Regions from separate parts of the Mus musculus genome. Here region 1 is linked to region 2. The links are chromatin contacts, found by Hi-C or POLR2A ChIA-PET in ENCODE. All regions are on one chromosome and are shown on one strand. The core of a region is the stretch at or near the end of the contact, and the rest is flanking DNA. Distances in the headings are between cores, read along the strand shown. Region 1 holds the start of Myo1b (myosin IB). Region 2 overlaps Myo1b (myosin IB).

The links. A loop is a pair of places that touch in the nucleus more often than their neighbours do. ChIA-PET counts read pairs that join two places held with the same protein, here RNA polymerase II (POLR2A).
Region 1: a map of heart shows a loop between it and region 2 (2.2-fold over the local background). The contact joins the promoter of Myo1b here to the enhancer-like site in region 2. A Hi-C loop is called at or near these places in 6 of 37 maps with a recorded cell type or tissue (gastrocnemius and heart). POLR2A ChIA-PET finds 5 or more read pairs at or near these places in 1 of 5 experiments (embryonic stem cell).

The regions. Positions count from the first base shown.
Region 1 is chr1:51,914,688-51,917,387 of GRCm38, reverse strand. It overlaps Myo1b (myosin IB), which reads left to right and starts at 1,410. Exons shown (of 31, transcript NM_001161817.2): 1 at 1,410-1,627. Gm33795 (a long non-coding RNA gene) reads right to left here and starts at 1,226. Exons shown (of 3, transcript XR_001778914.2): 1 at 884-1,226; 2 at 465-647; 3 at 1-390.
Region 2 is chr1:51,874,453-51,877,162 of GRCm38, reverse strand. The region is part of intron 2 of Myo1b (myosin IB); the gene reads left to right. Among named protein-coding and RNA genes, the nearest start is that of Myo1b, 40 kb to the left of the region's middle. Within about 2 kb of position 1,458, at least 1 of the 3 ENCODE cell types and tissues checked has a DNase peak (open chromatin) inside an H3K27ac peak, as active enhancers do.

The sequences.
Region 1 (2,700 bases), core at 161-2,660, 40 kb before region 2:
AGACTGACTTGAGTTAGCTGGGGTTTCACTCTAGGTCTTACTTCATGTAGTATAAGGTGACTGTGACTAAGTCAACTTTAAGGCTCACACAGCCACATGGCTGGGACAGTGAGCAGATGCGGGCACTCTTAGTCTGGAATATATGGCTATACCTGGCTTCTGTGTGCTCCCTCACAGTGAGAGAGAGAGAGAGAGAGAGAGAGAGAAAGAGAGAGAGAGAGAGAGAGAGAGAGAGAGAGAGAGAGAGAGCTGGGTTGGTCATACCACCAACTGTATCCCATTTGTTAGAATTCAGTCCAGCCTGTATTCAAGAGGAGGGCAATCAAATGGCACTCCTCAATGAGAGGTGTACCAAAGAATTTGTGGAGGTTCTCCATAGTTGTATATAAGCTGGAAGGAAGAAAAAAAAGCTCTCAGACTTTGTTTGTCCTGGCCTCAAAAACAAAAATTGAAAAGTAACTTACCTCACAGGTTTTTGTGAAGATTAAATAAAATTGTATCCACTACTCAAAATATGTTAGCTTAAACCATTACCATGCCGACTGAAGACCTAACTGATGCTGGTTCCGTCAATGATGCTAGAATTCCCAGCAGGTCAGTTTGTAGAGGAGGGTCTTGGTAGCCTCTGAGAAGTCCTGGGGCCTGTGCTGGAGGGACAGAGTGACTATATAAGGTTGGAAATCTTTGGTTCGCCTCCTTTCAGTGACAGTATCCAGATATAGGTCAGTGCACTTAAACCTGGCCCCATTTATGGCAATTTATTTCATTATAGGATAAAGTCGTCAGATTCATGAGTAATAATTACTGTGTCTGCCGCGCTTTTAACACCCCAGCCATGTAATCCTCACCTCACCCCATGAGTAAGTTTGATGAACACCCTTACCTCTTCCAGGAACAAGCCAGACCCAGGGTCATGTGGCTTGTCCCGAATCCCAGCGTGGTGAAGACACCTGGAGTGAGAAGCTGGGAGTCCTGAGTCTTCAGACCCTCTACCATGGCCAAGTGATTGCCAGTCATTGCTCAGTACCTAATGGTATATTCAATATGTATGTCAGTGACAGAGACAATAAAAGCCTCACATGGCAGGCCATTTTCTCTTCCATTAAATTGTCATTTTGTGATATTTTTGGGCACCCAAACTTGGACCTAGGAGGGTAGGCAATGTGGAGAAGAATATTCTCTCTGCTGAGGTTCGCGCCCAGGCTCTTGCAGCTGTTCGGCTCTGCATCTCTGGTCTGCAGTTCGCGGATCATGCAGTGGCCAAGGTGAAGGGCCAGTGCGCTTTCCTGGGTGTCCCCGCCCGCCGGGTGCTCACCGGGGGGCGCTGTGCGGCCTGCGCGCCTGGGTGAACCGCGGCCAGGGAGCGAGGGGCGCGTCCGGGCGGTGAGGTCGCCGCCCCCGCCGGGAGAGGGGAGTGGCCGCGCCGCCGCCGCGCCTCTAGCCAGCGCACTCGGAGCCCAGCCGGCGGACGCGGTGTGGGTGCACTGAACGCACGGTCGGCTGAGCGGCGCGGGATCCCCGGCAGCAACTGTGGCACAAGCCCCGCATCGGATCTGACCCGCGTTCCCCAGGCGGCGGCCAGCGAGCAGCACGCGGAGACGGAGTGGCCGAGCGGTTGCCGGGCGAGGTACGCTGCACTCCCCCGTGCCGGCTCCCTTCCCGCCCGTGCCTTTGTGCGCGCGGCCCCAGGCTCAGCCGCAGCCTGCAATCCCGGGTCATCAGCTCCCGGGGCGCTCCTGTGGGGCGCGGAGGCACTCCACCGTGAACCCACGCGCGCTCGAGGTCGTCGAGGGTGATCGCGGCCCCGTGTGGCTTCGGGGGCGGCAGGAGAGGGAAGGGGCTTACAAACTAAGTTGTTCTCTCACTTTGTGTTATTGGCTTCCTACCTACGGGCACTGGGGAACCCTGCTTCCCGCGGGCCCACTCGCATCCCCCTCCATCCCTCTGGCCCACTGGAGTTTCCCGGCCCCAGGTTCTATGGAAGGACAAGCTTATGGCTTCCTGTGGGAAGGAGAAGCGGAGGTGGAGGCGGAGGTGGAACAATGGGGCGTCCTGGGGAGTGGGGTTCAGGTGCGGTGTGCCCCGGCCGCGGCGCACCCGGAGGGGCGACCGGACCCGATGGATCGCCCTGCGAGTGCAGCTGCGCTCCGCTCCTTTGTTCCGCCACAGCGGAGGGGGCTGCCCCGGGTCCCGTTTCCTGCCCGGGATGGGATTGATTCACAGTCCCAGAGAGGCAAGGGGAAGGGGGCGGGGCTCGAATGGAAACCAGACTGGGAACGGGAGCCCTGCAGGGCGCTGGGCTGGGTGGAGCTCTGGGGAGGGGGTAATGAGAGTGCGTTGGAGTTAATTACAAACACAACCTTCTGTCTAAAGGCCTGTGGAGTTTATTTGCGGTGCTTTGTTCATACTACGGCCTAGCACTAATTGGTGCAGCAAGTTCTGTTCTTTCTTGAAGTTCTAGGCTCTGGCTATGGGAGTTTGCTGAAGGCAGATCTTGTTATTTATAACGGACGAAGAGGGCTTCTTTTGTTTTGTTTGTTTTGTTTTGAAATATTTTTCACAATGAATCAGGATATATGTGTGCATGTGTATCTGTGGATTTTATTGTGGCTCGGATAGGCTAACAAACTAAACCCCAAAGCGGGCGTGGTGGTGCACGCCTTTAATCCCAGCACTTGGGAGGCAGAGGCAGGCGGATTT
Region 2 (2,710 bases), core at 209-2,708:
ACATAAGAAGATAACTGAGTTCTCCCCTCCCCCGCCCCCAAGCAAAACAAAACAAAACAAAACAAAAAAACCAAAACAAAACTAAGCCTAGAACATCTCAAGGAAAGAGTGTTGTTCATCATATTATGTGGCCTGCAAGTGACCGGCGGCTCCTCATAGTCCTTCTGCTCTATGAACACAAGGTTAGAAGAAGAAGGCATTTGGCTCAGCACACATGGGGCCAGGTCAGTTAGACCCAAATCTCCTTCTTTATCTACAGAGCAGATGAATTTTAATGGCAGTTTTTATTCTTCGTCACGCACAGCCATCTGTACCATTGCCCAAGACTGAGTTCTTTCATCTATGAAATGGGTATTTTGATAATGATCTCACTGGGTTCCTGCACGGATGACTGACACATAGTAGGAGTGGGATATATTGTAGGTGGTGGGATTGTATTTCCATTTTCTTCTGTTGTAACTGAACACTGTGTTGTTTTTATTTGTTGTTTTGTTTTAGAGGTATTTTGTTTGTTTGTTTGTTTGTTTGTGATTAAGATGTATTTGACAAATGTTGCTGATGGTTCAGCAACATCATTGACAGCATGACATCATTGTCCTGGTGAGAGCTTCAGACTGTATCACACATGGTGGAGAAACAGAAGAGGGACGGTCTGTATGCAAATACCAGTGACCACTTGGTGAGGCAGAAGACAGGGGACTCTGGGGCTAGGTTGTACTTTTTGTAACCGTCTCCACTTGCATCCTGTGGGAACTACATGAATCTCTTCTGAGGGTGGTGCCCCACCCTTAAAGGTTCCTCCAACTTGACCACATTTGAGGTCCAGTTTCCAGCATGCAGATTTGGGGAACACACCCCAGCCGAGTAGCCTCTTTCTCTTCTTTCCAACCTCTGTCTTCCCTACTTGCTCTTGCTTTTGTCTTCATCGTACAGATTTATTTTCACTGTATTCCTGTTTCCAGTTAGCCACACAATACTGTTTTCAGGACTCGTGGCAAGAAGGGAACCTAACCACCGGGGCCACATAAACCCTTGCGATGGGCTTTATTGGGTCTGGAGAACAGTATATATTTGGAAGATCCCGCCCCCTTTCAGAATCTGTCTCAGCGATGATACGGCAGTGGGGTGTTGTCCTGCTCTAAATTAAAGGCAGCCCGAGCTGATATTTTTAGCTGGTATTTAAATGTGGCATGAGACTCATATATAGTTCTTTAATTTATAGTCTGAAATGACTGACAGCCCAGGAATGAAAGATCATGATGTGATGGTAGGCTAGGCCAGCAGGCCTGGATGTCATCTGCAGGCACAGTCTGCAGGCCTCTTAGTTTATTTGTAGACATCTAATCTGAGGCTGGTGACTTAAGGCACTGGATAAAATAGTGAACTGAGAAATACTGGAAACTTAAAAACAACAAGCAGGATGTGGTGTGCGAGGTTCTGAGGGATCATGAAGGCGGTGAGGAAGCAGGCTTTGAGGAGTCTGTGAAGCTGACTGGCTGCTGTGAGTGCATAGAACAGTTTAGAAGAAGAAAGTATGGGCGGGCGGCGAACTGGGCACATAACCAGTCTCTTGTGTCCTGATTTTCCTGAAGCGTTGTGATAGGTGCAGATGGGGCTGTGTGTGTACCAGGTGTGTGCGCACCAGTTCACAGCTGTCGTAGCATCAAGGAAGTCAGTGTGAGGCTACCACTGCTGTGAGACCTTGGGTACATTTTCAGCCTGTGTCTCTCTCCAGTTAATTCATGTGTAAAAAGAGGGCATTATTAGTGATGTGGTATGTGTGTGTGTGTAGTACCTCATGCATAAAAAACCACACACATATATATATATCACAAATATGTTTCTGAGAGTAGAGCTGTCAGATACATACATTGGATGACATTTTTTGTTGTACCAGAAAGGTACTGAAATCTGTTCTTGACCTCACATTTATAATTTTGACTTACATCATTTTGCACAGTTTTGAATGAAATAAAGAACAATCAAAACATTTGGTAGATCACACTGTGCCTCCTAATAAAACCACTAAAAACAAAGTATCCCTTCAAGACCATTGGGGAAGTCTTACAGATGTCCATTTCATAGCATGTGGTGCATAATAGTTTGTGTCCTGTGATCAAATTCCCAGGGTCCAAGACCCCAGAGGAGAAAGGATCCCTCATGATGAAGTGAGTGGTTCTTGTTCCTGAGAATTCCAAGGACTGTTTTTTTTTTTTTTTTTTGCTGTCATCTTAGTATTAGTTTCGCTAGACTTATCTCCCATGCTCGCCTGGTAACGCAGCCATTTCCTGTATACAAAGACCATTTTGAAAAAGTCTTCATGACTTTAGCATTATAGGACTACTGGGTGAATTTTGCTGAGGTTTAGGGCTTGGAGTCCTGACTTGGCTGTTGTACAGTGGTCAGTAGATTCCAGTGGAGCCATGTGGAGTTTATACCACCATAAATAGGTACTGTTTATAGAATACTTGCTGTGGTCTTGGTGCTTTGATATGTAGTTTCATTTAATCCTCAGATTTTCAAGGGGGAATTAGTAGTAGTCCCTCTGTATACAGGAGGAAACTGGGGTAGGGAGAAGCTAAAAATGTGCCTCGATTTACACAAGACTGAAGATTTACAGGAAAATGTGGAGCCAGCTTTATACAACACTCCAAATAGATTAAAGCACAACCAAGGGAGTATGATGGAGAGCCCTGAGTGGAGAGCTCAG